Regions from separate parts of the Homo sapiens genome. Here region 2 is linked to region 1. A link is an interaction called in ENCODE POLR2A ChIA-PET data of the cell type or tissue named here. Cell type or tissue: PC-3. All regions are shown on one strand. Each heading gives the region's core, and the rest is flanking DNA. Links, peaks and the distances in the headings are about the cores only.

Evidence for each region. Peaks named below come from ENCODE experiments on the same cell type or tissue, not always from the same donor. Only the 100,000 strongest peaks of a DNase experiment are listed, where the experiment ranks them.
Region 2: POLR2A ChIA-PET joins it to region 1 with 6 read pairs; 1 of 35 experiments calls an interaction of 5 or more read pairs at or near these places.

Annotation. Positions count from the first base shown.
Region 1 is chr10:50,730,162-50,746,836 of GRCh38, forward strand. It overlaps ASAH2B (N-acylsphingosine amidohydrolase 2B), which reads left to right and starts at 9,775. Exons shown (of 6, transcript NM_001321958.2): 1 at 9,775-9,822; 2 at 12,754-12,849; 3 at 14,967-15,113. The coding sequence starts at 14,970. In PC-3, for the core only: no CTCF peak of the experiment used is centred there; DNase peaks (open chromatin) are centred at 9,760, 10,040 and 10,320; H3K4me3 peaks cover 2,158 bases; H3K27ac peaks cover 1,378 bases.
Region 2 is chr10:50,869,049-50,885,723 of GRCh38, forward strand. It overlaps A1CF (APOBEC1 complementation factor), which reads right to left and starts at 16,579. Exons shown (of 13, transcript NM_014576.4): 1 at 16,533-16,579. In PC-3, for the core only: no CTCF peak of the experiment used is centred there; a DNase peak (open chromatin) is centred at 13,723; H3K27me3 peaks cover 3,253 bases.

The DNA of each region.
Region 1 (16,675 bases), core at 6,648-11,647:
AATCCTAACATTAAAGAGCGGAATGTTCTTGCCATGTGAAGCATGAAAAGTAATGTGAACATAATCTTCTCTTCTTGTCTATGAAATTGTGTTTCCAATGGCAAAGCTTTCTCAATATCATTACCCTCTGGGGGTTATGCCATGTCCTAAAGTAAAGAGTCTGTACTTTGAAGTCAGCATGGCTTTGGATGACTTTCTTAATAGATCTGAACTTCCAATTTCTCATCAATAAATTATTGTCTTTCTCATTGGTTTTAACAGTGATTATACAGGCTGATATATATAAAGTACTTTGCATAAAGAATGGCACATTGTAGAAGGTCATTAGGTATTTTTTTCACTGTAATACAGGTAATAATTTTGATGTTTTAAAATGTGTTTACTCATTCAATAAATCTATTGAGTGCTTACTGTGTCCAAACAAAATTCTGAGTACCAGGGTGAGAGTAGTTTAAAAAATAAAAGACAGAAGTTTTTGCTGTCCTGCAGCTAATATTCTAGTTTTTATCTTGACATCATTTTGAATTTTCCTTTCTATTCTATTTGTGATTGCTCTCTCTAAACTTTTTTCATCTTTTCAGATCTTTTGCACTAAACAGGTTGAGAATTATAGTGCATGTAAGTTATTCCATTTTCCCATTAAATGTGAGCATTTAAGATTTTGATACATACTATTTTTTGGTAAAAATGTATTTAGCTCAACAGAGTAAAATAAGTATGGCTATAGCAATTATTTGCCATATAAGGTATAATGGCAGCATAAAAATTTTCATGCATGTGGTCTATGTGAAATTTTGTCTAAGAGAGTTGAAATCAGTATAGATTCTTAAAGCAGTGGAGAAAAACAGATTTCTATTTATTTTCTCCCCATCTTGTGGGTAGATAATTTCTTTTAAAGTATCAACCTCAAACAAACATATGACATAGGTTTTTGCCTGTTGGATCTTTTTATAATTTGAGTTTATGCTTATTTTCTCATTCATAGTGAGGATACAGAAATATTTTTATAATATGCCTAAATAAAAAGATTTGCCTCTAACTTTTTTTTCTAATGAAAAATAAGCAAGACTTACAAAAAAAATCTTCTTACCAGGCTCTTTGTGGGCAAAGGTTGCTTCTCATCTCATTTATTTTGCCTTACGCATTGCCCTTTCTCACTTGAATTGCTTGCATGGAACTATTCATTGTCTTCACTTCTCTGACATATACTCAGAAGGCATCTTCATTTGGGACCATTTTAAATTGATCCTGCATGCTTACGTCTTACTCAAAGCATATTTTTTCCTTGGTCTATCCTTTTTTTTTTTTTTTTTTTTTTTCGAGATGGAGTCTCACTCTGTCCCTCAGGCTGGAGTGCAGTGGCGCGATCTCGGCTCACTGCAAGCTCCGCCTCCCGGGTTCACGCCATTCTCCTGCCTCAGCCTCCCGAGTAGCTGGGACTACAGGCGCCCACCACCACGCCTGGCTAATTTTTTGTATGTTTTAGTACAGCTGGGGTTTCACCATGTTAGCCAGGGTGGTCTCGATCTCCTGACCTTGTGATCTGCCCGCCTCGGCCTCCCAAAGTGCTGAGATTACAAGAGTGGGCCACTGCGCCCAGCCTTTGCCTGGTCTATCCTATCGACACATGTTCCAACAGATGAGGTCATGAGGTTTACCCTAAGCTACATGACCTGCTCAGCTTAATAGTTCTCTAATAGTCATCACTGAAATTGCGCGTAAACTGGGTTGTCACAAAGAGGTATTTTATGCAGCAATCAAAATTTGGTAATACATCATTTACTTAGTTTTGAGCATTCTTGGACTTAAAATCTTTATTTTTTATTTTTTTACTCCAGGCTACACTTTCTGCCCTAAACACAATGAGTCTGGCACACCTTTGCATAACAGTGGCTCATAGGGGTCACATTTCTCTAGGTTTTGTAGTAGATTCTGAAGGGAAATAGATGAAAAAAGCATGCCAGTGAATTTAATATACTGACAGGCTCATGTCTTCTCTTACTATTTACTGTGTTCTTGTAGTTTGAATTAGCAAATCTTAAAATTTCTGTATCTGATATGGCAAGCTCATTCAGGGAACCAATTTTTGATCAGTTTGTGCCTGGAATAAAGCTAGACATGAGAGATAACAAAGTTTAAGATGCTTAGAGACCGCTGAAAAAAATATGTATTGATTTTTCTTTGCCTTACTTTCTACTCCAGTTTGCTTTCATCATTACATGTTGAGCCCAGGACAAGAAAACCTTGGTAAAATTTCTTTTTCTTCTTCAGGATGATAAAAAAATCTCTTTTTACTTTTAAAAGTTAGATCTAATACATTATATTTGCATGTTAATAGGCTGTCATAAGTTTCCCTAGGAAATTTGCAGATTTCTCATGAAACTTAGAAAAAGGCTAACTATTCTGTACTAATAATTTTTTTCGTGTTCTATTTGTTAATCTATTCATGTATTTACTTTTTATGGATATGCAAGAGTTGTACATATTTATATAGTACAACTCTCATGTATCTATAACAAGTAAATGTGATATTTTGATACATGCATACCATGTGTAAAAATCAAATCACCATATTTAGGTTATCCATCACCACAAAGGTTTATTATTTATTTGTTTTGGGAACATTTCAAATATTCACCTTCAGCTATTTTGACATATACGATAAATTAGTAACTAGTCACCTTACAGTGCTATTGAACTCTCGAACTTATTTCTTCTACCTAATTGTATGTTTGGTCCCATTAACCAAATAAACTCCGCACAGTTCCATGATTACTCTCCAGAGCTATTTTCTCCAGTTAGCAATATAAGTACATGCAGTTGAGAAAGGGTATTTTCACGGTGGTATTAGATTCTACCCTTATTGAAATTTGAAACTTCCTAACATCTGTATTCTTAGTGTCTCATGGAATCTGAGCTACAAATTGTGAAATGTATTCTGGCTTTGTACACATATATGACATCTCACTGTTTACCACCTGTTGTAGTGCACCAATATTGTAAAGGTTTGCTGGCAAAGCCCTGCGTTTCTTTTTCTCTGGTATTACCCTTTGTGTTTATCTGTAGCAACCACCTGGCACTCTCCTGCTTTCACAAAAAAACACGGTGGGTCCATCCTCAAAATGAGCCTCCCTATTACCCAGAAGACAGATGAAATAGTGTCTTCTCACAGATGGTCTGTGATGTATACCTTAGCTGAATATCTAATCATGAAAAGTAGTCGGGGATTAACTACAATTTGCCAGAATCAACTTAACTTGTGCCACAAACTTATGCTTTAAAAGCAAAAAAGTATAAAAAGATTATTTCAAGATGACAAAAACTTTGGCAACTATACTTTACATAAAATATGTGTTTCACAATTGTATTTCACTTTATTGCCTCATGTCTAAATAGTTCAAATGTGTGAATGCAATTAGGAAATATTTCTTTCATTATAAAAACAGTGTTTTTATGATTGCACTTTAAAAAAGGCTAGTTAAAATGTTTAAGCATTTCATAAATGTTCAATTTAAAATCAACAGTTTAATCCTTTAGAATGACGAGGTTACAATGCTTAAGCATTTCATAAGTGTTTACTCTAAAAGGAATGTTTTAACCATTTAAGAAGGTTTAACAAAAAATATTTTGGGGTTTTAAAATACTTTTTCAAACAAGGCAAACATAAAGTTATAGCTAAAATCTCAACAGTATGGTGTTTGATTTGAGAGATTGAAGGTATTTGTTTCATTTGGTTTTACTGAATGATTCATCAGCTATGCCGTGAAACTTAGAAATATCAACTCTTGGGCTCATAAGAACACTTTATTATCTTCATTGTCACTAGTTATTACTTGAGATATTGCAATCTAACTTTTTCTTCAAAAGACTGTGTTTTTCTAAACATATTCAACCCAGCCTAGACCAAATTCATGCATTATTTTTATAAAGTACAATATGTTCTGCTAATATCTCCAGAAAATTTTTTCTTGAAGTTGATTTATATGTAAATACTTTTACAACATGAATTTCACCCTAATTGACTTCTTATAAGGCAAGAAAATGCATAAATTTTTCTTAACTTTTACTAGCATCTATTCCCCGGAATACTCCAATCACTTATGAATAATATTTCAGTTCTGTATTAAAAATTTCTCTGTGAAGCTTGCTCTTGGATTATAGACATAGGTTGGTTTGACTGACCAGAATGCTTCCTTCATTATTTTGATAAAATAATGGTAGTTTTCCTTGGAGAATTACCCCTTACTTCTTTTGTTTTGTTTTGTTTTGTTTTGTTTTGTTTTTGAGACACAGTCTCACTATGTCACTCAGGCTGGAGTGCAGTGGCACGATCTCGGCTCACTGCAATCCCCACCTCCCAGGTTCAAGCTATTCTCCTGTCTCAGCCTCCTGAGTAGCTTGGATTACAGATGTGTGCCAGCACGCTTGGCTAATTTTTGTATTTGGGGTAGAGACGGAGTTTCACCCATGTTGGCCAGGCGGGTCTCAAAATCCTGATCTCAAGTGATCCACCTGTCTCGGCCCCTGAAAGTGCTGGAATTACAGGCATAAGCCACTGCGCCCAGCCACTTCCCTGTTCTTAATCCATTGGTTTCAAAACCTGACAGCCTAGCTTCAGAGTTGAGCATATTACCTAGATCATTCTGTTTCTTGACAACTATGACTAATTAATATGTCATAAACATGACCCAAACTATACAAAATTAGTATCAGTTTTAAAATTTTGACTGGAAATGCCTGAAATAAATTATTTTTGGGGGGCAAGGTTCAGGCAGAAAGGCAAGGACTGTAGAATTTTAGAGCTTGTTGTGGTCATATTTATCAACATTAGATGTGAGATTTTGTTATTCAGAATGCTTTGATGTATCAAAACCTCAAAATGCTGCAAATGAGAAATCAAAACATTCATGGATTGAATATATACCTTGATTTTGTATCTCCAGTTTACTAAAAAAGCAGTCTGGCCAGTCCAGGAAATATGTCATTTCTCACTATTCCCGGCACATCAAGTTTTTCCTCACATTAAGGTAATGTTTCAGCATGTGCTTATTTTGTTTTTGAATATAATGGTGCACGGCTGTTTGGGCTATCAGAATTTTTTAAGCCATTAATTTTATCTCAGGTCTTTTTTGCATTCCACACCTTCCTGCATACTAACTAGGTGTGTAAATTTCTCTTAAAATCACATTTCCTTACCAGTCCAAATCAATTCATTCTTCCTTATCACATATATTCCTCTTCTATTACCTCAGAAATAAGTTAATAAAATACTTTACTGTTATCATTTATTTCTGATTGTAAAGTAATGATACAATAGATTTAGATCCTCATTTTAGCCATCATTTAATCATGATCATGTACCACTGAACTTAAAAGTTGGAAAAAAAGCAATCTAAATTTCATCTGAGCTCCAATCTCATGTAATTTATAAAATTTTGGAAGAACACAGGTAGGTACTCAGAGTAATCAACTTAGCTTTGGGAGAAGAATTTAATGTTTTATTATCTGCCACAACCATAGCCTGGTGAATTGATTTAAATCATTGAGCTATAACTGCTTTTTGAAGATTTTTTATTTTTCCCCTTCTTGTGAATTAGTAATTAACAAAATGTAAAAATCCAAATTCAATATATAATTTCATGTTATAAAATAAAGGTTACCCATGAAATACAGTTAATGGTCAAATAAATTCTTTGTTAAGATTGGGGACCTTTGCAATTTGTGAGAAACAGTCACACACACACACAAAGTCTGTAAACAAAGATAAAATGTTTTTGCTGAATAATGTAATTGTCATTTGCTGCTCCCTTATTGAAAGAAAGGTGTCTGTTTACCTGGATTGTTGCTTAAATCTGCCACAAATTTGCTACTCAAAACCTTATTTATTATATTATAGCAAATAGGGTAATAATTACTGTCAGAGAAGGGGACATACTTTTTGTAACTCTTTACATTTTTCTTAAAATACAAATTGGTATACAAATTTTGATTTTGAATCTTTCAATTATGTTTTCACTACGTCCCATATATCCTCTAAGTTTTGTCTTTTTCAACTTCAGTATACAGATTTCAGCAATACTGTAATTTTTTACTGAGTACTTAACATATATGAGAAAAAGATACTTTACAATTTCCACATGCTGTAATGAAATATGTTGAGCTTAGTTTATGTTAACTGCATCTAGTTCTTGCTTGATTTCTTCTTTTTTCCTCTAAAGTTATATTTTATCTTGCAAGTTGTGTATGTATGTGTATTAGTTATGTGTTTGTTTAACAAATTATCCAAAATCTTAGTGGATAAAGCAGCAAACATTTATTATCTCACAGTTTCCATGAGTCAGAAATTCAGATAATGCTTAGCTGCATTCTCTTTGCCTGAATATCTCACAAGGCTAAAATCAAGGTGTCAATTGGGCTATCGTTATTCCAAGGTTCAATCAGTGATGAGTCCACTTTCATAGTGACTCAAGTAGCTGTTGGTGGGACTCAGTTCCTCCATGGTTATTCTTAATTGGTGGTTGGCAAGAGGCCTACTTCACTGTTTTACCACATGGATGTTACCCATAAAGCATCTCACAACATGGAAGCAGCTTCAACAGGGCTAATAAATAAGAAGGCAAAAAAGAATGTGCAAGAAAAAAGTCAAAGGCTTTTGTCATCTAGACTTGGAAGTGATTAAGCTCAAGTGTGATTAATCTCAAGCCAACTATCAAGCTGAAAGGACAGGATATGAATATTAAGAAAAGGGGATCACTGAAAGCCATTTAGGAAACTGCCTACAAATTATGTGGATATGGATGTTTTACGAAAATAAAATTCCTTGTCTTAGAGTGGTTTCTTTTTACTTTTTTTCTACATCTAATATTTTAGAACCCAAAACATGGGGATAAAGACAAATTTTAGCATCTTATCCTTAATATTTAGGAGCACAGCATACGTCATGTTGAGGATGCTACTATGCCTTTACATTATGTTGGAAAGTATATATTCATCTCTGGCTCTCTTTTTTTCTCTCAAGTGATGGTGATTTATAATGTCTAGAATAAAGTATACTTAGAAGCCAAATTAAAACTGTATTTTATCATATTCGTATAAGCTTACTAAAGTATTACTAAATACTCCTGTTTGCATCTTAATCATCTCCAAACTTTTTTCTCCTACTATGGCATCTTTTCATATCTGCATGAACCAAATGTGGCTTTTGAAATAGGAAATTTTGGATGGAATAATAATCCACTATGAAGGAGTCATATAGTTAATGTAAGGAGAAGGGCTGACTTACAAGATGAGACCTAAATATATTTTTAAATTCTTAAACACTACTATACTTTCTCCTTAATGTACCCACAACATATGTCTCAGATTTCAATAGTCCTTGGAGACACATTTTCCTCAAATACCTGAATAAAAAGACAAACCTACAATCTTGCTTTATTATATATAAGAACTTAATAATTTACCAAGTATTCAAAGATATCCAGGAACATTTATCTTCTTCAAAATATTTCCTGATTTTAACTTGCTATTCCATTTCTCATCTGGATCCAGATCAGAACCTTTACCTACTTTTCTGCAGGTTACTCACTTCTGGCTTTCTTCGTGCTTGTGTGGCTCTTTTTTAAACACTTCACACTGAGTTGTGGACACCTATCCCTTCTTTTTTCAAAAGGTCTTTTTTCCCTTCTTTTTTCAGGAGGCAAGGAAGGGGGAGGCAGTAGGAAGGACTGAACAGAGAGGAAGAAGTGCGAAATACTCATTTGGAACAATGGGAGATTGAATAGACCGGAAAAAGAATGATTAAAGTGAGGACTGCTGGCATGGTCCTGTTTTCTTCCAGCCATGTTTAGTTGCATCGTTGTGGCATGGAATAGATGGAGAGCTGAGTTTATCCAGGGCTCCCATCTTACTAAGCAGATAGGAGGTGACAGGGAGGTGGGTGAGTTGAGGAGGTGTGCAAGGGACCAATGAGAATGGTTGGCCATGGAGTTTAAGCTCGCTCACTAGAGAGGGAAAAGTCATAAAGGAAGGAAGAAACAGTGAAAAGGTAGTAAGATCTGGATTGGAGGTACTGGTAAGGTTGCAAGAATTTTGTTTCAGGGCAGTATAGGGAGTAACCTGGATAGCTAGGAGGTGGTGGTCAGAGTGGGCTACTGTGGGGTTTGCAGTCCTTGGACCTGACAAGGTCTAAGGTCTGATCATGGAGGGAGGGGGAAGCTGAGGTAGGGCAGAGGACAGGAGTGGGCTTCATGAGATCAAAAGGATGTTGGAAGGATTATCTACCCGGATACTGACATCTCCATGAAGTAAGAGGCATAGTGTGAAGAAGTTACAACATCCTAAGCTCTTCACAGATAAGGGAAGCATGCACCACGTGGGTAGCCTCTCTTGTTTAGCACCCAGTATATAGCCTATGCAGAGTGAATACCTGGGGGCTGCTGGGGGCGAAAACAAGGTCACTGTGACAGGACCTGAAGCCTGGGGGTCTCGGTGACAGGAGTGGGCCTAGTTTTTTGGTGTAGAATTGAGCCTTGAGTGCACTGGTGGGATCTTATTGAAAGGAACCCCTCCAAGACTAGAAGAAGATGCATCCTCTGACAATGTAGGCTCTGTAGGCGTCCCAAGTACCTGGGCTGTGGGTTAGATGGACTCCAAGGCATTTCCTCAGGTGGCAATGGGCCGATCCCTGGGAAGGCAAAGCTGTGCAGGAAGAAAATGGCAAGATGCTACCTTCCCTCAGGGAAAGCCCCTTTCCCGGGAGCAGGGAAGGCGAGGCAGTTTAGGCTGGGTCAGTTTGTCCCTGCCATCAGAGTCTGTTGGTCCTGGAAAAAGAGGGCCTTATTTTATTTATTTATTTTTCTTTGAGACAGTGTCTTGCTCTGTCGCCCAGGCTGGAGTGCAGTGGCTCGATCTCAGCTCACTGCAACCTCCGCCTCCAAGGCTCAAGCGATCGTTCCGCCTCAGCCTCCAGAGTAGCTGGGACCACAGGGACCACAGGCGCCCGCCACGACGCTGGCATTGATTGATTGATTGATTGATTGAGAGAGAGGTAGCCTCCCTGTGTTGCCCAGGCTGGTCTTGAACTGCTGGGCTCAAGCAATCCTCCTGCCTTGGACTCCCAAAATACTGGGATTACAGGCGTGAGCCACCGTGCCTGGCTAATTTTCTTCCTTTCTTTTTTTTCCTGCGAGACGGTGGGCGGGGGTATCTCCCTAAGTTGCCCAGGCTGGTCTTGAACTCCTGGGCTCAAGCGATCCTCCCGCCTCAGCCTCCCAAAGGGCTGGGATTACAGGCATGAGCCACCGCTTCCTGCCAAAAGAGGGCTTTAGGGCACCCCCAGAACCTGAGATCTCCCTCATCTGTCATCTTTAAAGAGAAGGAAGTCGACTCCCAGTCGAGCCATAGTCCATTTGTCCCGGGCACGGTGACTCCGGGGTGGCCAGGACCAAATGTGTCTCCTTCTGGCTTTTGCACCGCACCAACTAATCCGCGGCAGGCCGCACAGCTGCCCTGGCCTTCGCGGAGGACTAAGGCGAGGGCGGTGTACGCTGCTCCGGAGTCCCACCGCGGGAGTTGAGGCAGCGGATTCCGAGGGCAGGGTGGGGCGGAATCGGGAGGGATGCGGACCCGGTGGAACGCACTGCGCAGACGGCGCCGGCGCCCGCACACAGCTGTTGACTAGTCTTCCAGCTCTCCCCTGGAAGTCGTCCAGGCGCCGGTCTCTTTTTTCTGCCTTTTTGTTTCCCTCCCCGCGAGTCGGCGCGACGGTGAATTTCCGTTTCCGGCGGTGTGGAAGCGGACCTGAGGAGTCGCAATTGTGAACAGGTTCGGTGCTGCGGCTGGGGTAGGCGGCAGTGGGGTCCCTGGCTCTGGGGCACTGGGAAGATCGCGAGTCGTGCGCGTGGGAAGGTCCTTCCCTGGTCCTCCGGGTTATCTTTGCTCCCCAGGAGCAGCATATTTCACCTTTAACGGAGGCGTGCCCGGGAGTCGTTGGGAGAGGGAACGGGGTGAATCCCTGCAGAGAGCCTGACGGGGAGGGAAGGTGTCCGGGAGACGTCGTTTCCTGGCGACGTGGTCCCAGCAGGCGACTCGGACCTGAGCCGAATCTGTTGACCCCAAATTGTGCTTTTCCCACCAAGAGCAAAAGAAAGAGAAACATTAGTACAGCTTCGGAACTAAAATATAGTAGAGAAGCAACATAACCTCGGAAATCCCACAGCTATTCAGTTTCAAAGCGTTCCTAGTGCCCAGCTCTCCTAACTCCCAGCCGGTGTTCCTTGACGTTATGGTGATATATAAAGACTTTCTGTTTCCGCTCGTGTTGTGTGTCTGTGGGAAGCCTCTGACTCACTTCTGTGCTCCAGTAGCACCCTGTGCAGCCTTGCAGTGTATCCCTTATTGCACGGAAGGTACTAGTTTGGATTTCCTCTGCAAGTCAGATCATAGCTATATCCATTCACTGGCACAGTGGCTAGCACATCATAGATAGACCAAACATTTATTAAACGGAATTAATACAGGACCTTAATTGAATGAAATGGCACCCTTTCCCGCTTTTTTTCAATCAAGCTGTCAGATTTTATGCAGCCTGATATTCTTAAAAAACTCACTAATTCAGTGATTACCAATTTATTGGCCACAGATTCCCAGGTACCTCAGAAATCACTGGAAGGGTCTCTGTAAGTCCATGGGGTCTCCAGGCATCATTTAGAACCAGTCATATCTCACACATACAGATACTGCTGTTTTTCAAATGTGTGTAGATGAGTTATAATTCAGGAGTTTTACAGAGGTGACAGGTACTAAAAGTAATACTGCGATCCTATTGGAAGTTCATAAAAACGTTTTAAATTTTTTATTACAATTTAAGTTTAAGTTAGGAAACCACTTCATTAGTCCAGTTGATACCTAGGTCTGAGCTGTCCAGTATGGTAGCGACATGTGACTGTTTAGAGTTAGAATGAAATTAATTAAAAATTCATTTTTTCAGTTTCTTTAAGAACATTTGTTTAGGGCCACAGGTTTCCAGGCTTAAGGGTGGGGCCTTTGCCAGGGAACCACTCTCTTCTACCCAGTATTTTCCTGTCTCCTGTCCATATCACAGGGATATACTCCGGCAAGTATTGCTATTAATTACTTCATTCATTCAACAGATGTATTGTGACAGATACTGTGCTAGCCACTTTCTGGGGCATAATGATGAAAAGAATCTGTCCCTTCCCTCAAGATCACTGGAAGCCGGGGGTCTAGTAGGAAGACAGAAAAGAGAACAGATGATTACATTTTCATGAAAGGCATGCACAAGGTGTTATAAAAATAAAGAGAAAGAGCACCAGCCCAGACTGGGTATTTGAGTACTGGGACTGTTCAGGAAGATGTAACATCTGTATGAGTTCTTGACAACAAGTGAGAGTTAAGCAAATAAAAAGTAAGAATGTATCCTATATAGAAGAAACGATATATGCAAAGGTCCAGAGGGCAGGCACATTGATGGACCACAATTAGTTGAGTAGCATGGAGTAAGTATGCGGAGGGTGATGGTAAGGAGATGGTAGCCAGAGTGGGAGACACAGGTTAGCTGATGGATAGTCTTGCATGCTATGCTACTGAGCCTTCACTCAGTAAGGAAGGCTTTGGGGGAACTGCAGTAGGATTCTAAGCAAGAGAATGCTTTGATAAAATTTTGTGATTTAGAAAGGTCAATAGATGGCAGTGTAGAAAATGAATTGGAAGGGCTTGTGTATAGGCAGAGGACTGATTAAGAAGCCATAGTGTAATTAAGATCTGGGCAAGACATGGACATGCACACTTGAGGGTGAAGGCTGGGAGGAGGGAGAGGATCAAAAAACTACTTATCAGGTACTGTGCTTATTACCTGGATGATGAAATAATCTGTATAACCAACCCTCATGACATGTGATTTACCTATATAACAAACCTGCACATGTACCTCTGAACTTAATACAAATATAAAAAAAAAGAGATCTGGGTGAGAAATGAGGGTTTGAACTAAGGTGAAATCTATTTGTACCTTAGGAGAAAGTAAGACAGGAAAATGAAAGATCTCAGGAGATTTGAAGGAGACAGAATTACCAGATGTGGAGACTGATAGGATACAGGATGAGGGAGAGAGGAGTCTAAGGTAACTGCCGGCTGATCCTCACATGGGAGACTGGAAAGATGACATTCGCTGAGATGAGAATGTTGTGGAGGAAGCTGGTATGTCTGAAGTGGTGAGGTTGGTTTTAGATTTGATAACTTTGAAGTTCCTGTAGAAGAACCAAAGGCCTGGAGGTCAGCTAAAAGATGCATTTGGCTCAATTTCATGGCTTTGTGATGGATTAAATGTCTTTCTCCAGTTAGCACCTTCTAACTATTTATCCAGAAGTTACTAGGACTCTTTATTTTGTTTTATTTTTCTTCTGATATATGCCCTGGGGGAAAGCACTTATATTACAAGTACTTATAATAGACTAAAGCTTAGGAGCTAGCACCGTCTTTCATAGTAAATAGAGTGACAGTCTAAATGGCATAAGCAGAGAGAACCCACTGCTTTTAACAGGTAGTCCATAGGAGTCACTTACCTTGGCCAGTAAATGGAAATGCCCATCCTCTTTTGTCATACATAATCTTGAAGATTGTGCCAGTTTTGAATAATGTGAGATGTCAAGCATCACACTTACCTAAAATGCTACACCTCTGTAAATGGATTTAAATATGCAGAACCATATACAACTCTCCCTGCCTTTCCTGCAGGCTCAGCGATATGAGGCAGCATCGACAATTTATGGACCGCACGCATTATCTGCTTACATTCAGCTCTTCAGAAACCTTGCTAAGGCTATTGCTACGGTAATCAAATATTGTTTGTGCGTGCGTGCGTGCGTGTGTGTGTGTGTGTATGTCTGTATGTGTCTGTGTCTGGGTAAGAGGGAAGTGAAAGAGAACCTTAGCTTCGAGTGTTCAGTTTGACAACCTTTATATTTTACAAAATTTATAGTTTTGTGGTATCTCTAACAAAATAAATAAAATTTCTTTCCCAATTTTGGATCTAGTTAACATCCTTTCATGCTGGCAGCTTCTTTCATATGTATTTTCTCACTATTTTTACAACCATCATGTGAAATTAGGGAGATATCATTTCTCCCCAGTTTTCAGAGGAGCACATAGGCTTGAAGATAAGTGATGAAGCTTACTACACCTGGGAGTTGAACCTGTGTTTTCTAATCCTTGCCAGATTCTCCCCACTCACTCCAAAAGTTGAGTAGGTCAGCATTCTAAGATGCCCATTTTCCACATTATAATATCTTGGAAATTGGGATGCATTTTCCAATCAGAGGAAGCTTATTATTATAATTAGTAGCATGCTTTTACTTTCTTGGTGGTTCAAAAGATAATATGAGTTGTTAAATCAATGGAAGCTTAGATTTGATGTAAAAATAGTGGTGCCTTGGAATAAAAACATTGCATCTACCTAAAATATATACCACTGAACAAGTTTACTTGATTTAAAGGAACTTCACTTGTGGAAATCTTCCCTTTGGATGCAGTTGTTTATGAAGCTGCAACTGTGATGTCAGAAGGTTAGTCAACAAACAAGATAAAGAGCTTAAAATAATAAGCAGCCCCTTATATAATAATATGTAAGCCTCAGTAAAAAATGTGAAACAATTGTGGCATAGCAAAGAAAATAAAGCCCTTTTAATGAAAGAGCTTGGATATATTAAATTGAAATAAATGAAATGGTTGTCTCTGTAGGTTGCATCAGTCGAACGTTGAAAATTTCATATGCCTGTATTATTACTGATTGTGTGTTTGAAATTTCAGTATTTTATATAATTTCTTTGCACATATTTTAATCAATTGATATTTATTTTCATTTTATCATAATTTTGGTCTCAGTTTTAGGTTACTTTTTTTGAATAACTGTTTGTATTTATTTATTTATTTATTTCTATTATAAAATCCAAATCTATTTGTAGGTCATTCAGATTATACAGAAAAGCATAAACCTATAATCCATCCCTAGAGATAACTACTGTTTAACTGTCACTATGCTCATAGGTCTATAGTTCTTCCCAAGAAAATAGATTCTTCAAATTTTGTAGTGACAATGAAGAAAAATGCAATTAATTTGGTGGAAATTTGTTTTACAGACAAATTTCTGGTCAAGCACCTTAAAACTAGCTATGTGATCTTGAAAAAAACCACTGAATATGTCTAAGCCTATTTTCTCATTTGCAAAATGGGAATGGTAATACATAACCTATCTCATATCATATGCAGTTGTAAAGATTAAATCTATAATGTGAGGAATAAAGAGCATTAAATATTCATTGAAATTAATGGCAAAATGCCAATTACTTTTGTACCAACCTAATATAGATATAGGGATATTTGAAAATTGAGATTTGTATTTTTATGACACTATTAAAAATGGTAAACTTTGTGGGCAATATAGATTAAACCAGTCAGGATGTGGGATGATCTTAAATTTTAAATTAAAAATATATTTATTATATTCTTTTATTAGCACAGACAAGAATCTAGGAAAAAACTTGGTACTCACTCCAGGTGAGAGTGGCTCAATACTTTTTAAAAATTAAAATAATAATTACACTGTCATGGTATAATTATCTTTTTGCATGTTAGGCCCCTGTACAAGGTCAGACAATTTGAAAGTATGCTTCCAACCTTGTACTCTGGTCACTGTCCTTATGTTGTCTAGGGGAATAAAAGAGTTGCCTATGACCAAAACTTTCTCCCAGTGACAAGAGTTTAAATTATGAATTTCTAGGCTCATGCTTAGCAAGGCTACCTTCCTATTTTGCTCAAGGTTGTTAGCTCTTGGAGTATGTATATGTGTGTGTGCACTCTTCCATTAATGCAGGCATTTCTGGGTCTGGAGGCCTGGGGAAAGGGTCTTTGACTCTACCTGTGCACTCCTTAACAAATGCTCTCTGTTCCAGGACATGGTAGCCAACCTGAGCAGAGGTCCAGAACCTCCCTTTTTCAAACAATTAATAGTTCCATTAATTCCTAGTATTGTGGATAGAGCACCAAAAGGCAGAACTTTCGGGGATGTCCTGCAGCCAGCAAAACCTGAATACAGAGTGGTAAGACTCATGAGCAGACCTTGGAATCCTTTAGAGGGATGTTTTGGGGGATGTCACTTTGTGTCACCATTTGCCTCTAATCATGCTGTAGACCAACTGTTAGCAATGATAATTTTGACAATTGTTCTTATCTCTGCAAAAGTAATGAGAATGGGGAAATATTTATTTTTTGTAAGTAATTGTGTCAAATTGAAATTCTAAAATCCAAATTATTCCTTTTCTTAAGTGAATGATCATGGAACTATTCACTGGCACTGAGAGTTGTCTCTTAAGTCAAGGATAGGAAAAACATACAGAAATGAAGCAGAATTTGTACCATTACTATTTTATATCAATCTTGTGTCCTGAAAGCTTGCTGAATCAGTTATTAGTTTCAACAGTTTTTCTGGGGGGAGGAGGGATGAGAAGAGGGGAGTCTGGATTCCTTAGGAATTTCTACATATAGTATCATGTCATCTGTGAATAAAAATAAGCTTATTTATTCCTTTCTATATTTCTTTTCTAAATGCACCTAATTATTTATCCTTATTGGACTGGCTAGAATCTTCAATAGAATGTTCTGCTTTTTAAAAATTTTTATTTAATTTTCTAATTGATAAATAAAAATTATATATATTTATTGTGTACAAGATGATGTTTTGAAATATGTATACATGGGGAATGGCTCAACTGAGCTAATTAACATATACATTATGTCACATACTTATTATTTTTTGTTGTGAGAAAATTTGAGACTTTCTTAACAATTTTTAAAACACAATATGTTGTTTTTAACTGAAGCCATCAAGTTGTACAGTAGCCCTCTTGAACTTATTCCCTTTGTCTAAATGAAATTTTATATTCTTTGATCAATAGAATATAAAATTTCAACCCCCTAACCTCCTAGCCCCTGGTAACTAACCTTCTGCCAACATTCTACTCTCTACTTCTATGAGTTTAACTCTTGAAGGTTCTATATATAAGTGAGATCATGTGGTATTTATCTTTCTGTACCTGGCTTATTTCACTGAATCTAATGTTCTCCAGGTTTATCCATGTTGTATCAAATGTAAGGATCTCATTCTTATTTATGACTGAATAGTATTCCATTGTGTATATGTACTACATTTTCTTTATCCATTCATCCATTGATGGACACTTAGGTTGTTTCATATCTTGGCTATTGTGAACAGTGCTGCAATAAACATGGGAGTTCACATATCTCTTCAACAAACTGATTTCATTTCCTTTCTCTATATACCCAGAAATGGTATTGTGTATATATTTTACAGTAGTTCTATTTTTAATTTTTTGAGAAACCTCTTGCTGCTTTTCATAATGGCTGCACTAATTCACATTGTCATGAACAGTGTGCAAGAGTTACCTTTTTCTACATTCTTATCAACACTTGTCTTTTGTCTTTTTAAATATTATACATTCTAACAGGTATTAGGTGATATCTTGTTGTAGTTTTAATTTGCATTTCTTCGATGATCACTGATATTGAACATTTAAAAAAATACCCTGTTGAGCATTTGTATGTCTTCTTTGGAGAAATGTTTATTCAGGTCCTTTTCTTATTT
Region 2 (16,675 bases), core at 11,676-16,675, 140 kb after region 1:
CCTGGGTGATGAAATAATCTGCACAACAAACCCCCATGACACAAGTTCACCTGTGTAATAAATCTGCACTTGTATCCCTGAACTTAAAAAAAAAAGTTAAAAAAAATTTAGTTCTGCCACCATGATTTTAACTTTTCTGAGGTCTAGTTTTCTAGTCTAAAAAAGGATAAGAATACTGATACCTAACTTGAAGGTTCTTTTAAGCATGGAATAAATAAGGTAATGAATGTGAGAGCGCCTAACATAGTACCTGGCATATAGAAGGTGCTGTAGAAATATTCTATTCTTATTCTTTATTTGCTGCTTTGTTTAACTCATCTTAGCCATGACCTGTGATTTTCTCATTGGTTATTCTCCTCCTGTTTCTCCAATGCAGAGAAAAATTCAATTTCGAATGCATTATCTTGAGCTCTTTTATATTGCCTTACTAATGGATCCAGTTATTTCATTTATCTTTGTTTTTGCTACCTAGTAGAAAAGTTGTTAAGGTCCTAAGACTGTTCATGTTTGTCACCTCTCATAGAATATATTAGTATTGTTATGAAAGGTAGGCACAACTGAAATATCTAATGATAAAGAAATATTTGAATAAGCAGTGATACAGTACAGCTAATCAAATCAATGTTCTAGAAGAATATATAATAATTTAGACAGATACTTGTGAAATATAATAAAGTAGAAAAGGCAGGTTACAAAACAGAATGTATGGTCTGATTTCATTTGTATTAATTTTTATATTCAAATATGCTTTGATTACACAAGGCTAATTTGTTATCTCTGGGTGAGTGGATTAACAAATTATTTTTGTTTTCTTCATTCTTGCTTATTTGACTATTTTTAGCTTCCTATGATATATAGCTCTTGCTCATAATATAAAATATAAAAGTTAAAATTATGTTAATAAATGGATGTTAATGAAAATATCATACTTTTCATGAAGATGTGGTCAAGTTTCTATTCTTGTTTTTCTTTTTTAATTAATACATAATAGATTTAACATATTTTGAGGGTACATGTGATAATTTAATCCATTTATATAATTTGTAAAGCTTAAAGAAGTATAATTGGGATATCTATCACTTTAAACATTTGTCTCTTCTTTATGCTAAAAACATTAAAATCATTTTCTCTAGCTATTTTGAAATGTACACTAGATTTTTGTAAACGATAGTCTGTTTATTATTAATTACAAGACAATAAACACTGAAAATAAGCATTCAACTAAAGAAGCTAGGAAAAGAATGAAATGGACAAAAAGAAATTGGAAGGAATCAAAGATAAAAGTAGAATTAATAAAACAAATTTGTAGACTTGATAAATGTATGTAACAGCTGAGTGTAGTAGTAAATTAGCATTCAGCTGGCAATCCTGACAAGGTAAAAAGGAGAAAATAAATTTTCAAAACAAGAGAAAAATTGGATATAACCAAAGATTCATAGACTTTTAAAAAAGAGAATACTTTTACCAATAATTTGAAAAATATACATGTAGTGGACAAAACCTTAGAAAAGTGTGAATTTTTAATCTCAAGGATAAGTTAAAAATTTGAATAAACTAGTAATCATAATCTATATTGAAAACATTCAATGTTTTCCTCCCAAATAACACCAGATCCAGATGGTTTTATTAGGCAAGTTTTATAAATCTCTTTAAAAGCAAATTATTCCTTTGCCATGTAAAGCCTTTTGAAGAGTAGAAAATAATAGAAAACTTCTGAAATTATCTACAAACTCATCATATCTGATAGAGAAAAATATACTACAAAGTAGAACACTAGACCAGTATCATAGGAGTATAGATATGAACTACATATGAAAAAGCATCCAAAATAATAATATACAATGAACAAGATGGGATCACTACAAAAATATAAAGTTTATTAAACATTAGGGATTATCGAAGTTTAATTCATTTCACTGTTAAAAAGAAAACACGTGATCATCACAGTAAATCTAAAAATGGCACTTAATGAAAGTTAATACCCAGTATTGGTTTAAAAAAAATCTTCATAAGTGAACAATAGAACAAAACATCCTTAAATTGATAAAGAGCATCTCTCAGAAACATGAAACAAACATTATACTTAGTAATGAAACACCACAATCATTTATTCTCATTAAAAACAAGTAAATCAACTATATAATATGATTGAAACTAATGAAAGATTACTACAAGGAAAATTATAAAATAAATGTTCTGTATTTAATAGAAATAACAAGTGAAGTATAATAAGGTCTAAACAATAGAATAAAAACATAAAAGTTGAATAAACTTAACGAGAAAAGTTTAAAACCTATATAAAAAAATGATAAAATTTGACTGAAAGATCTAAAGGCCTTAGTAAATGGAAGTTTTGCTGATGTAAAAATATCAGTTTTTCCCAAATTATTACTTTAATGCAATTCTAATTTAAAGTCCAATGAAATTATTCTGAAATTTGACAAATTGATTTCATAGTTCACCGGGCAGGAACAATGTGCAATAAATGCCACAACATATATTGAAAGTGTATAATGATTTGGAACAGCCCTAATTAACAGTTTAGATTAAAACAAGCATAGAAATAGAGAACCAGATTAATGGAGTAAAATAAAAACTCTGGACCCATAGTTTTGTTTATACTGGAATTCACCAATAGGTGCTATTTCAAATTCATAGGGGGATCATAAACAATTTGAGAAAAAAAATAAAGTGGGCATATCACCTCATAACATGCCAGCATTCTAAATGGAATAAAGAAATAACCTTTAAAAACATTGTGTAACTTCCAGAAGTAAATATAGTAGAGTGTTTTTATAATCTCATGGTACAGAAGGTCTTCTAAACCAAGCATATTAAGAACCATAAATGAAAAGACTAGCAGATTTGACTACAAAAATATTACAAACTTCTGTAATGGCAAAATAAATGAAGTTAAAAAGAGTCTACAGACAGGAAGAGAATAATTGTTATTTATATAATAGATAGAGAAATATTATCTGTAATATACAGATTACTTTTAAATAATAGACACATATCAGTGGACAAATGAGCAAAGGAAATGAACTGTCAATTTAAAGAAATCAAAATAGCTTATAAACATGATTTAAAAATGGTAATCTTTAGTGATCAGGAAAAGGCAAATTAAAACAAAAAACCAAGATAACATTTTTTTGCCTATTATGTGGCAATATGTAAAAATATTTTAAATAAGGATAATAAACATAGCTAACATTTACTGAACACATATGCTATGTTCTGAAAATTTTAAACATAATTCATTTAATCCTCATAAAAGCTCAGTGATGTAGCTATTATTATTCCTATGATATGGGTAATAAATCAAGGTAGAGAGAGGCTAAAGTGCCCAAGGTTACACTGGTAATGAGTGGCAGACAGATGATTTGAATTTAGGTAGCCTGGAGGCTGAGATTGTGTTCCTAATTACTAATTTTACTTCTTTCCAGTTTCCTCATCTTAAAAAAAAATAGGCAGGGGGTGTGGAAATTATATCTACCCTGCCTGCCTTAAAGTGTTGCTGTGAAGAACACAGGACACCATAATGAACCAATGAGGGGGATGCTGTGGTCCCCATTCTCTTCCATAGGGACACATGGTCTGGAGCATCTGAAGCACTATGGTAACTTAGCCTCTTTGCCGGAATGAAAGTGAGCTATTGTAATAGCTCCTTCGAGGAGTGGTGTGGGTGGATTGTCTGATGCTTCACTCGGACACATCAAGGATTGATCCCCTGTGGATATGGTCCAAATGGACCCAGCTGTCTGCTATGCAGAGTCATATCTCATTGAAATGTTACTCCTTGGCAAGTGTGGCGCCTTCATGGTTTACCAAATGATGTATCATTTGGCAAGATCTGGCTCAGCTTTCATGCTTACTTTTATTCTTATATTTAAGTTCCTTTTTTTTTTTTTTTTTTTTTTTTTTTGAGACAGAATCTCGCTCTATCACCCAGGCTGGAGTGTGGTGGGGTGATCTCAGCTCACTGCAACTTTCTCCTCCTGGGTTCAAGAAATTCTCCTGCCTCAGCCTCCCAAGTAGCTGGGATTACAGATGTGTGCCACTATGCCTGGCTAATTTTTGTATTTTTAGTAGAGACAGGGTTTTGCCATTTTGGCCAGGCTGGTCTCGAACTCCTGACCTCCAGTGATTCACTCACCTTGGCCTCCCAAAATGCTGGGATTATAGGTGTGAGCCACCTCGCCCAGCCATTTAAATTCTTTAAAGTGTTGATTCTTCTTTCCACTGATCTTTAGTTCTTCTGGATTGTAGATAGCAAGAGAAGAAGAAATTATCTATAGACCAAATATCTCATGAGGTTGCAATGGAGGTAATCAAAGCCCCAAGTGCTTCTCAAGACAGCTAACACAACTATGTGTAGTTGTGTTACACACAGCTACACACAGGGAATGAGTAAGGTCTTCTCACTCTCCATCCTCAAATGACCATATAATTCATTTTTCCTTTTTCTCTTTTTCTGTTTTATTCTTTAATTTTTTGTTCCCTTTCCTGCTCTTTTGGTGACACCCATGGCTAAAGAAGTTTCTGAATCCATCTGACATGTATATTGAACTTTTAAGGCAAGATATTAAATGTTGTAGAGGAGTAATGCTGATACAACTTTCTAAATAAATTGTTATTTTTGCAAGGATGCGTAGGGCTAGCTGATGTTTGATTACTGTTTGTTGAAGTTTAAAATCTATATACCATCCTATATGGAATCATTCTAAGTCCTAAGTAGAGTAAATTAAAATAGCAAAACCTAAGACACTGGAAAAATTGCACTGTAATGAAAATATCTATAGAGAAAAGAAAAACTATATCAGAGAAAAAATACCATAGGAACCACTGTCTTAGAGTTTATCAGAGAAAAAGAACAAGCAGGTATAAAATGAACAAATGATTATTTTATTATAATTTTAATATGTGTTTGTGTATATATGTATATATCTGTGTATATGCACATATGTACACACACCGGCATTAAATCAGGGCATTAAAACATGCAAGGGGTAGAGGAGGCATATTTTCTCAATTTTTAAAAAACTACATCAAATCAGAAATCAGATACAGGCTCATTAAAGGAAAAATGTTACCTTAACTCTTAGGAAAGTTAAGCATATTCATCTGGCCCACAGATCATCAGATCATCATTTTTGCAAAACAATCCTGGCATCTAGAAATCTTTTTTGTTTTGTTTGAGGAAAAAGTAATTTCAAATAGTTGGAACAATTTACTTTCATATAAAAATCTGTTTAAAATTGTATAATTTATGATCCAATAGAAACACATCTTCCTTTTTAGCATATTCTCATAAAGTGGATTTTATAAAGGTACATTTTATCTGTTTCGAAAGACATTTCTCCATTTGTTAAAAATGCCCTTTAAATATCAATGAGAAGCACTTTAAATCCCTAGGATTTAACTTGAACTATAAATGACACAAGGAAATACCAGAAGAGGAAGCATTCACCTATGCACCTGTGCACATCTTGTTGCAATAGTACGAGATTTAACTGCAAACGTTCTTAAATTTTAGCAAATAATATTCGCTCCATTAAATCTCTCCTTCCTCTTTTTTATCCCATGCCCCCAAAACTTCACTGTAATCTGCTCCAACAGAGGTTGTGTCCAGTTTGAGTAAATCCCTTAACTGTTACTTGCAATAACTTCCTTTAAAGCCTTATTCTTAAAATATTGTGCCACTATTAAAACATACTCCCAATCGGCATTAAAAGATCACTTAAGAACCGCCGTAGCAGAGCCAGGTGCCAATAGCCATGACATACAGAAGCTGTGCACAAAAACCAGACTCCCTGCCTGGACTCATGGTAGAATCACCTGTGCTTAGGCATCATCTTACCCTCCCGGAAGGATTCTGATTCAGCTGGTTTGGAATGGGGCCCAGGAAATGACAGATTTTAAAGCTTCTCAGGTGATAACAATATGCAGTTGCATCTAGAACAGCTGACTGAAGCTCTAATTTACACACGTGACAGGTCAAACAAAACAATTGAGAATAATTGAATTTATTCCACCAGCCAAATACATGGACCATATACTCACATAAAAAATCTAATTAAAAAGAAAAAGACTACATGAGAAAGGTAGAAATTAGACAGCAGGAGAAAAGAATAATTCAAAATTTTCTCTAATAATTGTTTTGTCTATGGTTTCATCATTTCTAATGAGTAAATGTTTTCCTAGTTGTATTTATAAATAAAATCCTTGAAGTACCTTAAAAAATCTGACTCTTACTAAATTCTGGCTCAAATGGTTTGTTTCAACTCAGTTTTGATGAGGACTCGCCAATAAGATATTTATATGACCACTGCATGCATAAAACTAGTACTTGTTGTGTGGTTCTATGTACGGAAAGGAAGCAAAAGCTGTGGGGTAGAGAAAGGACAGAGAGCAAGGAAATCTCTTAGGAGAAAGGAGCAGATGTAGGAGAGTTGAGTCAGGTGAATAATGAAGAGCCTGAGCAGTTCTGTGAATTGCTATGAATTCTAACTCTGAAGTCCTAACAGTCTCTTTATCCAGAGCAATCTTCAATATAGGCACCTCATGAAGCCTGGATCTTAACTTGTTTTCTGCTTTTGGTACATATGTATCCTTACCTGTTGCCCTCTCTACACTCCTAGCTCTATTTCCCACCCCATCTTCCATTACTGGACTTACCCTGAGCTCAGCTAAAGTGTAGAGTGAAAGAAATGTCACTGCTTACTACCCTCTAGGCATGGCATATCTGTTCTGCACACCACTGGAAGATCAATCTCCCTAAAATATTCCTTCTAGTATTCTCCTGCCCCAAATCCTTCACTGGACCCATCACTAACTAGAAAGAAACAGTTCAGCCCCTTAACCTGACATTCAGTGCCTGCCATGACCTGGTCGTAACTTGACTTTCCTGATTTTCTTTCAATACAAGTCTGGAGCTATTCCATGCTCAAGTCCATCAGGTCTCCTAGGCACACCAGTTGCTTTTTATTTTACCTAGGCGCCTTTGTCCTTGTTTCCCATTTCCCACATGCCTAGGATTCCCATTATTCTTTCTATAATTTCCCTGGCTAAGCCAAATTCATGTCTATTCCATCAGATCTTGGGTATATGTGATTGTGTGTATGTATAGATGTATAAGTGAACTAGCACATATGTGCAGACATGAATACGTATATACACACAGGGCCGAATAAATTCTGAGAGGTCAGTGTTTGCAGCACATCACACAAGAAACCTACCCCTTTCCTTTTGTAATTGCTCTGACTTCAATACTGTCTTATAAATTGTCCAGCCTGTGCTCCACTTGGACAAGCTTATCAGAAACTCAGAAACAGGAATACTCATAAGTGCTCTGTCCTTGTCAACACTGAAGATTGAGAGATGAATGATAGGTTTTTAACCCCAAAAAGATCTTGGAAAATTTTAACAGCAGATGCAATGTGAGTGGGCCTCATCCAATCAATTGAAAACCTGAATAAAACATAAAAGCTGAGTAAGAGGGAGCTGGGCCTGCATGACAGAGCAGGGACATTGGCCTTTCCTGATCTTCGGACTTGAAATATTGGCTCTTCTTGCGTCTCTAACCTGATGGCTTCTGGACTGGAACTTACACTATTGCTTTTCTGGGTCTCAAGCCTTTGGACTTGGGCTGGAACTATGCATGGGCTCCCCTGAATCTCCAGCTTGCTTACTGCAAATCTTGGGACTCCTGCTTCTATAATTGCATGAGCCAATCCCATAGAATAAATCTCTTTATTTGTATTTATATGTGTAGACTTACATATTTATATGCATACTTACACAAATTTATATTTGTTTTATGCATTTATAAATGTATTGCCTATATATACATATACTATGTTTTCTTCTAGAGAACACTGAATAATACATACACGTAACTCTGTTTTTGTGCTGTTATTGTTCTAGTACCTGTAAGATCAGACTACTACAGGTGACTGTTGTGCTATCTTTATTCAATTATGATACTCAACTATTCCCAAAATGCCTGACTTCTAGAAGATTCCTGGGGAAGAGAGTTGACAGAATTTAGAAATTATAGAATGACATGGCCTAATGAAAAAAGCAGAATGTCTTTGTATATATGTTTAATTTTTAAGTTGTCTTTTGAATTGGTAAAGTGGTAATCATGGTATACAATGTAGATATTCTTCAGCTTAAAAGCAGTTGATTATTCAATAGTCCTGGTACCAATTATTTGCGTGGTATATTATAGAGACCTGATGAGCTGTGTGTGGTCTATTTCATTCATTCATACTTCTAGTGTTATGTTTCTCCCTCTCTTTTTAACCTTATTGAGACTCTGACCTTCTGAACTTAGTTGCTGCATCTGGTTTCCTCAGACCAATTTGGAGAAATTTAAGTTGAAAACTCAATTTTCACCAAGTCTGCCAATCACTGACTAATGGAGTACATTTGATCTCTGAGTGAAGCTTTAAAAAATCCATCTAAAGCTCTGTGTTACAGTGGCACAGAAGCAATCTGACACTTGTAAGGAAAGATAGCCTTATGTTTCTATTTTAAAAGCCATATTATATTTGTTCTGATTTTATGCTAATTTACATGCATCATCATAAGTGGCTTTGAGTACTGATCTTTTCTTTCATAGTGATGAAAATAATAAAGTCTTAGAGATTTGCATTCTGGTGTGAGGATCTGTATTTCTCTTTTACTTCCTCTGATAATTACCCAGTTTCCTTCAAATCATTCTCTACTAATTTAGAAGACCCTGTCTGTGATAGGGAGTGTCTCTGTCTTAGAAAAAACTGAAAGAGGGCCGGGCGCCGTGGCTCACGCCTGTAATCCCCCCACTTTGGGAGGCTGAGGCAGGAGGATCACGAGGTCAGGAGATCGAGACCATCCTGGCTAACAAGGTGAAACCCTGTCTCTACCAAAAATACAAAAAATTAGCCAGTTGTGGTGGCACATGCTTGTAGTCCCAGCTACTCAGGAGGCTGAGGCAGGAGAATCGCTTGAACCCGGGAAGCGGAGGTTGCAGTGAGCTGAGATCACGCTACTACACTCCAGCCTGGGTGACAGAGTGAGACTCCATCTCAAAAAGAAAAAAAAGAAAAAAAGAGAAAAACTGCCAGAGAATCAGGGAGAGACTGTTTCAAATTTCTACTACAAGCCAGTGATGGGGATAGAATTAATTTCTAAGCCACCTCATTCTACTTTAAAAAGCACTGTACATTTTTACCTCATGGCCTCTTTCTCATCTATTTTCCTCTAGTAAAGCATTTTGTAATCAACACAGAAATATGATGAGAGTTATAGCTAAATGGCTAAAGTTTATGCACACTTGCTTGGTATTATTCTAAGCACTTTACAATTTCTGATCTAATTATTGAAACAACCCTGACTTTACAGAAGAGGAAATAGTCACAGAGTTCAGTAATTTGCCTAGAGTTAAATTGTAGCAAGTGGTAGAGCCAGAATTTGTATCCAAGCATTCCAGATCCAGAGCCTTCTGCTTTAACATATGATTTGTCTCCCACTCTGCTATGCCAACATCACAGGTCAGAGCTTTGGATCATTGGGCTTTAGGAAATCCTTTGCAATTCTGAGTTACTAAATTATTATAGAAAGGATTTGATTTTACGGCTTGTTTTTAAATGTCAGAGAAAACTAAGAGTTTCCAGGCATTATAGGTTTTTCTCTTAAAATATCTTAAGGGTCCATATAATGGCATTTGCTGCATGATGTCAATTCAAGTTAATGCACCTGTTAAATATCTGTGATTTAATGAGAAAACTAGACATGGATGAATTAGTATGTTGCAAGTGTGATACTCAAATGACTTTACTAACAAAATTCTTTAATAAGTTAATTCCTTAAAGATCAGACAAATACCTGCTACTCAAGTCCCTTATATCACCCCCAAGTTACTTGTGACACTTCCTCCCTGGACCATCTGCTCTTGACATCTTCTCTTCCCTATCATCAAAACTTGCTTCCCACAGGGCTTTGCCAGGCTAGTCTGTTAAGCGATTTTAGTCCCTATCACTCACACCCCGCATCCCAACTAATTTGTATTTTAACAAAACTTGTGGGAACAAACTCTTATTCTAAATGAGTAACTCTATTCAGGTTGGTGGAGCTGCTATTTGGGAGCATCTGAGTCTCAATTTAAAGTTCTGAATTAGGTCAGTTTAAATATGGGACTCCCTTAGCAGACACAGACCTAGCAGCCCAATTATTTTTTCCATGGGGAAAAGGGTATGTCCTCCAGGTAGGAGGTGCTATGTCCTCTTCAGACACTAACAGAATTTGAGTGTAATTGCAACCAAGTCATTCATCACAATTACTTTTTATTTTTATCAATGCCTCCATGGTTTATCCTGTCACTATGTTCATGGTGCCTGTATTAGTCTGTTCTCATACTGCTACAAAGAAATACCTGAGACTGGGTAATTTATAAAGAAAGAGGTTTAATTGACTCACAGTTCTGCATGGCTGGGGAGGCCTCAGGAAACTCACAATCATGGTGGAAGGCAAAGGGGAAGCAAGCTTAGGCCTTCTTATGTGACAGCAGGGGAGAGAAGTAGTGTGTACAGAAGGAAAAGTCAAACACTTATAAAACCACCAGGTCTCATGAGAATTCACTCATTATCATGAAAACAGCATGGGGGAAACCACCCCCATAATCCTATCACTTCTCACCAGATTCTTTCCTTCAGGCCTAAGGATTACAATTCAAGATGAGATTTGGGTGGGGACAAAAAGCTAAACCATATCCATGTCTGTGTCTGCATGTATTTCCTCTGTGATGTGGGCCTGTCAGTCTCTCCAAGTCACAAAATGGGTCTCCTTTAACTGAGTCTCTGGCTAGGTCAGTCCATGAGTCTGGGCACAGCAAGGAAGGTGAGACTTGGAGTGAAGGGAGTATTCCTGTTTAACTATAGGGATTCTATTAATTCGTCTCTCAGAATTTTCACAGAGAATCAGGCTGAATTAGAAATGCTTTACAGTGGGAAGTGGTATAATGGAAAAGTATCCACAGAGGGTTCAGGTTCTGCTCTTGGGTTCTCATTCTAACAAAAACCCAAGCTGGGGAACCCAACTTGCTTTTCTCTGTCAAATAAAGGATCTCAAAAGTTTTCTTCAGTTCTAAGCCTTGATGCTTCCCAGTGTTCCATTTGTCCTTTGTTCACAGGGTGGCCTGTGCCAGACTGCCCGGACTCACTCCTGCACCACTTATTAGTGGTGTGACCTGGGGCAAATTTCTCTGTGTCCCTAAGCTGTAGCTGCTTTATTGGAAAAATGGCGTAGCAATAGTACCCATTCCATAGAGTGATGGAGGATTAAATGAGTTAACCTATGTGCCTGGCATGTGGCAGGATGTAAGAGGATGTAAGAGATTTTATTAACATCATTGTTATCATCATCGTAGGGTGCCAATTATAATTAGTTGGTAGTAAGTACATGAATGGCGAGGAACTCTTAGGGATCTTCGGAAAAGAAGGTTAGAAAGAGGATTCCTGAGATGAACATCTATATGTGCCAACACAGTTTTCCCCCCATGGAACCTGATTTTGATTTCTGACTTCCATTTCAAATAATCAGAGGCATTAGAGTTTAATTACATCTAATAATTTAAAGTACATTTTAGTTCATGCTGAAGGCCCCAGATGGAAAGATAAGCACTAAGCAGAATCCCAGTAGAAGAGCTGGATAGAATACTAAAATCAATAGAAATAAAAAATTTCATTTGTGCACAATGTTTTGCCAGTCCCCTGCCAGGCAGGTAGGAGATTTTATAAACCTCTGTTCCTTTATATCTTTCACTGTGTTAGTCACAGCATCTGGACTGAGTTATAATTACATCTTTTTAGGGCTGTTTTCTTCTAGGTCCCATATGGGGGTGGTTCTTCTCTCACCTTCCACATGGACCTTTATGTCCTCTCTTCACTGTTTTCATTTAGACTCTTTTTTTTTTTTTGAGGTGGAGTCTCACTCTGTCGCCTAGGCTGGAGTGCAATGGTGCGATCTCGGCTCACTGCAACCTTCGCCTCCTGGGTTCAAGTGATTTTCCCGCCTCAGCCTCCTGGGTAGCTGGGATTACAGGTACCCACCACCATGCCTGGCTAATTTTTGTATTTTTCTGGAGGTGGGGTTTCGTCATGTTAGCCAGACTGGTCTTGAACTCCTGACCTCAGGTGATCTGCCTGCCTTGGCCTCCCATAGTGTTCGAATTACAGGCGTGAGCCACTGCGCCCGGCCTCATCTAGCCTCTTAACTGATAGGTACATTAGTTAATGTCCAGTGAAGTTGGACATCATTGTGTTACATAAACAGAGTTGGGCTTATAAACGATAGGTGGGAGCATCTTTCAGTTAATCAGATTTGTACAATTGGAATGGTGAATATTGACACAGTTACCTTGAAGAAACTAGGCATACTGAATTGACATCAACTATAAGAAATTTGCCATTAAAAATCTTTATAAGTTCTTGTATATGAAAAGCTTTATAAACTAGAATATCCTATGGAAATAAGATATTGTAGTTAGTTCTACTACTTAAACCTAGTGATTTTTAAATCAATTGGGCATCCTAAAACAATGAATAGTTTTTAATTGCTGGAGGGAGGGAAGGCATCACTACATCACTACTGCAGGTGGGATTTTATAGAATTATAAACCAATCTGCTCACTTAGACATTCTGTCTGCCTAAATTGTCATGTGTTAATTCTCTTTAGTCATATTACATCTGGAGCAGAGCATTGCACTTAACTGTGCAAATCAGAAGGATTTATCTTACATCCTTATTAGTATTTCTCTCTTAATATTACCAGGGACCAATTCCTATTGAATAAACAAACTTGGAAAATGTTCTCCATGTGATTGTTAATACATATATGCATAAAACTCCACATATAAATCTATATAGGATAAAAATCTTAGCTTACATATGTTTAAAAGAAATCAAATTAGAGCTCTCAAGATACCAGCATATCTTATACAGGACGATGATTTTTTACAAAAGGGCATGTTTTAATTTTTGGATTGCATCAATCAAAAATATTCAATACAAAATTTTAGTTTATTAAATTAAAAATTCTAAGTGGTCATTAAAACTGATAACCTAGACCGGGCATGTTGGCTCATGCCTGTAATCCCAGCACTTTGGGAGGCTGAGGCAGGCAGATCATGAGTTCAGGAGTTCGAGACCAGCCTAGCCAACATAATGAAACCCCGTCTCTACTAAAAATACAAAAGTTAGCCTGGCATGGTGGCGTGTGCCTGTAATCCCAGCTACTCGGGAGGCTGAGGCACAAGAATCACTTGAATCCAGGAGGTGGAGGTTGTGATGAGCTGAGATTGCACCACCACTCCAGCCTAGGCAACAGAACGATACTCCATCTCATACAAACAAACCATCATCAACAACAAAAAACTGATAACCTAGTTGGAGTAGATTTGATGAAATGAAATGATGAACTAGCTTTCCTGGTTGAATCAGCAGCAAACATTTGTTAATAACTCTCCAGATTTTACAGGATCAGGCCAAGGAGCAGATGGGATACAGATTTCTAATACAGAATGTCACCGCAAGAGTGCTGCTCCTTTTCCAGATGCTTTTCCTGGGGGCAGTTGGATTGTGAGAGCTGCACTTTGCAGGAGCCTGGTTACTGTTTCTGTGAATAAGATAAAATGGTGTTTATCCTCTGTCGATCAATACTGTCTTGTTTGAACTTATTGAGTCATTTTAGAGACACATAAGGTAATGAAAACCATTGTGCAATAGTACCCACAGTACTACTCAGCTTTCTAAGGGATGACAATTTTTAAAAGACAGTTACTGAAACAGATTTTTAACATCAACTGCCTCCATGATGAAATGAGCATGCACTGTGTCAGGGTGTCCCATGGGTTTGGGTGAAAAGGTGTTGGGGTTTTATAACTAAGAGTTTTCTTCAGCAATAATCTCTAAAATAAAAATATACTCTGTGTGTGTGCTTTAATACTAAAAAAATTTACAGACTGTCTTTCTCTGAATAAATGGAATAGTGCTACTATTTGTGATTAATCAAAATTTTTTATGTACAGTTTGTGATTTCAACTTTATTAGTATTGTTTTGAAAAACAAGGCCTAATAGGTATACTTGGGCAATTTTAGAAAATTTTTCTGGAGGTTGTTACAAATAGGAAAATGAAAAGGGAAGTGGGGTTTTTGCTGAATTCTTAAGTACCGGGGACCACATTTCTCTCCTTTGCTTTATCATCTAATTTAAACTTCACAAAATACTATGGGTCAGATCTTACCCCCATTTCACATTTGAGGAATCTGAGATTCAGTGGAGTCAAACAATATGCCCAAGGTCACAAACCTAGGGAGTTTTACAATAGGCGTTTCCACTTAGCTGTGTCGAGGCACAAAGCCTAGTGTTCTTTCCGTAATTAATTTTAAAAGTTTCTCAGATAGGCATAGTCCTATTTGGTGGAAGACTAGACTCTAAAGTCCTTTAGATTTTTCAACTGTGATTATTTCAATGGATTCTGATTGTTCTGAATGCTGGACATGGGCTATAAAAGCGATTTGGTCTTTCTTGTTCTGTATTCTGAGAAATGCCAATTTTGAGAGATATTGATAGATGTTCCTGAAAGAAGATGTTCTGTTGTAAATTAAGCCCAGGAAACAAAACGTTGCCTACTCTCTTAGATAGTTGTGATAAATGACAATATTTGCATGTGTCATGAGTCCCCAGTGCTCGAGCGTATGATATAATGGTTACGTGCTTGGGCTCTGGATCAGACTACCAGACAAAGGAGCCTGGCTCTGCCACTTGCTAACTGAGTAGCTGAGCCTGTTAGGTAATTTGTCTGTGCCTCCATTTTCCCATTTATAAACTGTTATAATAGTATCACACCATAGAGTTGTTCCAAGAATAACATGAGATAATGCATGGAGAGAACTTAGAAGTAGACCCGATAATATAGTGCTTCACAGATGCTTGTTATCATTATTACTCAAAACACTCATGTGGTAACAAAACCTGCTATAACTTTTCTAACACTGTTTCCTCAACTTACTTGACAATGGAGTTGCTTTTCTTTTGAGCCACATTTATTAACATCCACTGAATATAGTGTAGGAAATGTTGATATTTGAAATGACATAAAACCACCTTGGCATTAGTGCAGTAGAAAATAAGAACAAAGTATTTATAGTGTTTTAATATCCATTATGTCATTTTATAATGTTTGCCCACAACAATATTTCTTTTCCTTGCCAGCTGTCTTCTTTTTTCCCTTGAAATCGATAAATAGTAAAATAGAACAGTAAAATGTTAAGAGTTGTCTGAAATGGGCAGAGTCAATGTTATTCCAGAAAGTATGAACCTTATAAGTCATTTGTCTCTTTCTCTGTATTTAGCAGGGCAAAACCTTACTGCTTTGACAAATAAGTGATATCACTGTCATTTCCAGACCTGTGCTCCCATTGCATGCTCCATAGCACACGTTATAAAGAAAATTTCAGAGCAGACCAACACATTTTTTGATGCTCCTAAACTATAACTAGAGCTGAATTTGCCAAAATACGATCTATAAAACACTAATCCTGCACAATGTGCAAATAATGCTGTGTTCTTCATCTTCTTGGAGATATACAATACATATCTGAAAAGTCCTATAGTAAATAAAATTGTTTAGTTTGGAATCCTTTCTTCTTGGAATTTACATAGGTAATCATGACAAAAAGTCAGAGAGTTTAGGGGGTTTCTGGTAAAAATGGGATATTTTTGGTAAATGTCCAGATTGATTTCTTTCTTTAGCTAAAATACCATTATAATGTTTTTGGAGTACACAAAAAAAATATGTGAAAATATATCCACCTCAGCACAGTTGCCCAAATTGTGGAAACAATATAATAATTAGCCATTCCAAGGTTCAGATTTAACACACTGAAAACCAGTCATTTTCCATAATATTTTTTTGGTCAGAATCAAAAGTGAATAGTTTAAACATTCCTTTGGTTAGCAAGATAATGGCAGGCGGAATCGCAAGAGTTGTACCAAGACTTTCTTTTTTATGGTGGTAGTAGCTCTGGAGATAATTGAATATATGAAGTCTAAAGTATGATAGGAATTATGACCCACACACAGAACTCAAAATCTGCTGGTGATGTTAATACTATTTCTTTTGTTAATTATATTTTTGTTTCTCAGGGTCCTAGGATTGGGACAGGCACTCAACCACAACTCTCCCTGCTGTCTGGTTAGAGCTAAATAAACTTCTCACAACATTGGCTCCACTCTTGAACCCTCCGTGGTAAGTCTACAGAAATTTATTAAATCCTGGCAGCTATCTCATTTAGAGATTATATAATAATTCCAATATATTCTTTTGTTTTCTGGTTGTTTCATTAGTCTAAAAACAAGCTAGATAATTCTTTGAATTAGGCTCGATAACAGAAGAGGGTAAAAGCTGTTTTCACTGCATTCCCACTGATACCACAATACACAGTTTCACAGAGTTGAAATAGAAAAAAGCAAAACACATGGATCATACCTGAGTAATTTCAGAGATCCCCACCCGGAAAAGGTTTCCTTGATTATGGCGAATTCAACGTGTCACTCGGGTTATGCTCTAATCGTCATATCAAACTCCAAAGGTTCAGTGGCTTTAGGTTTGGTTTACAATTCCTGGGAGTT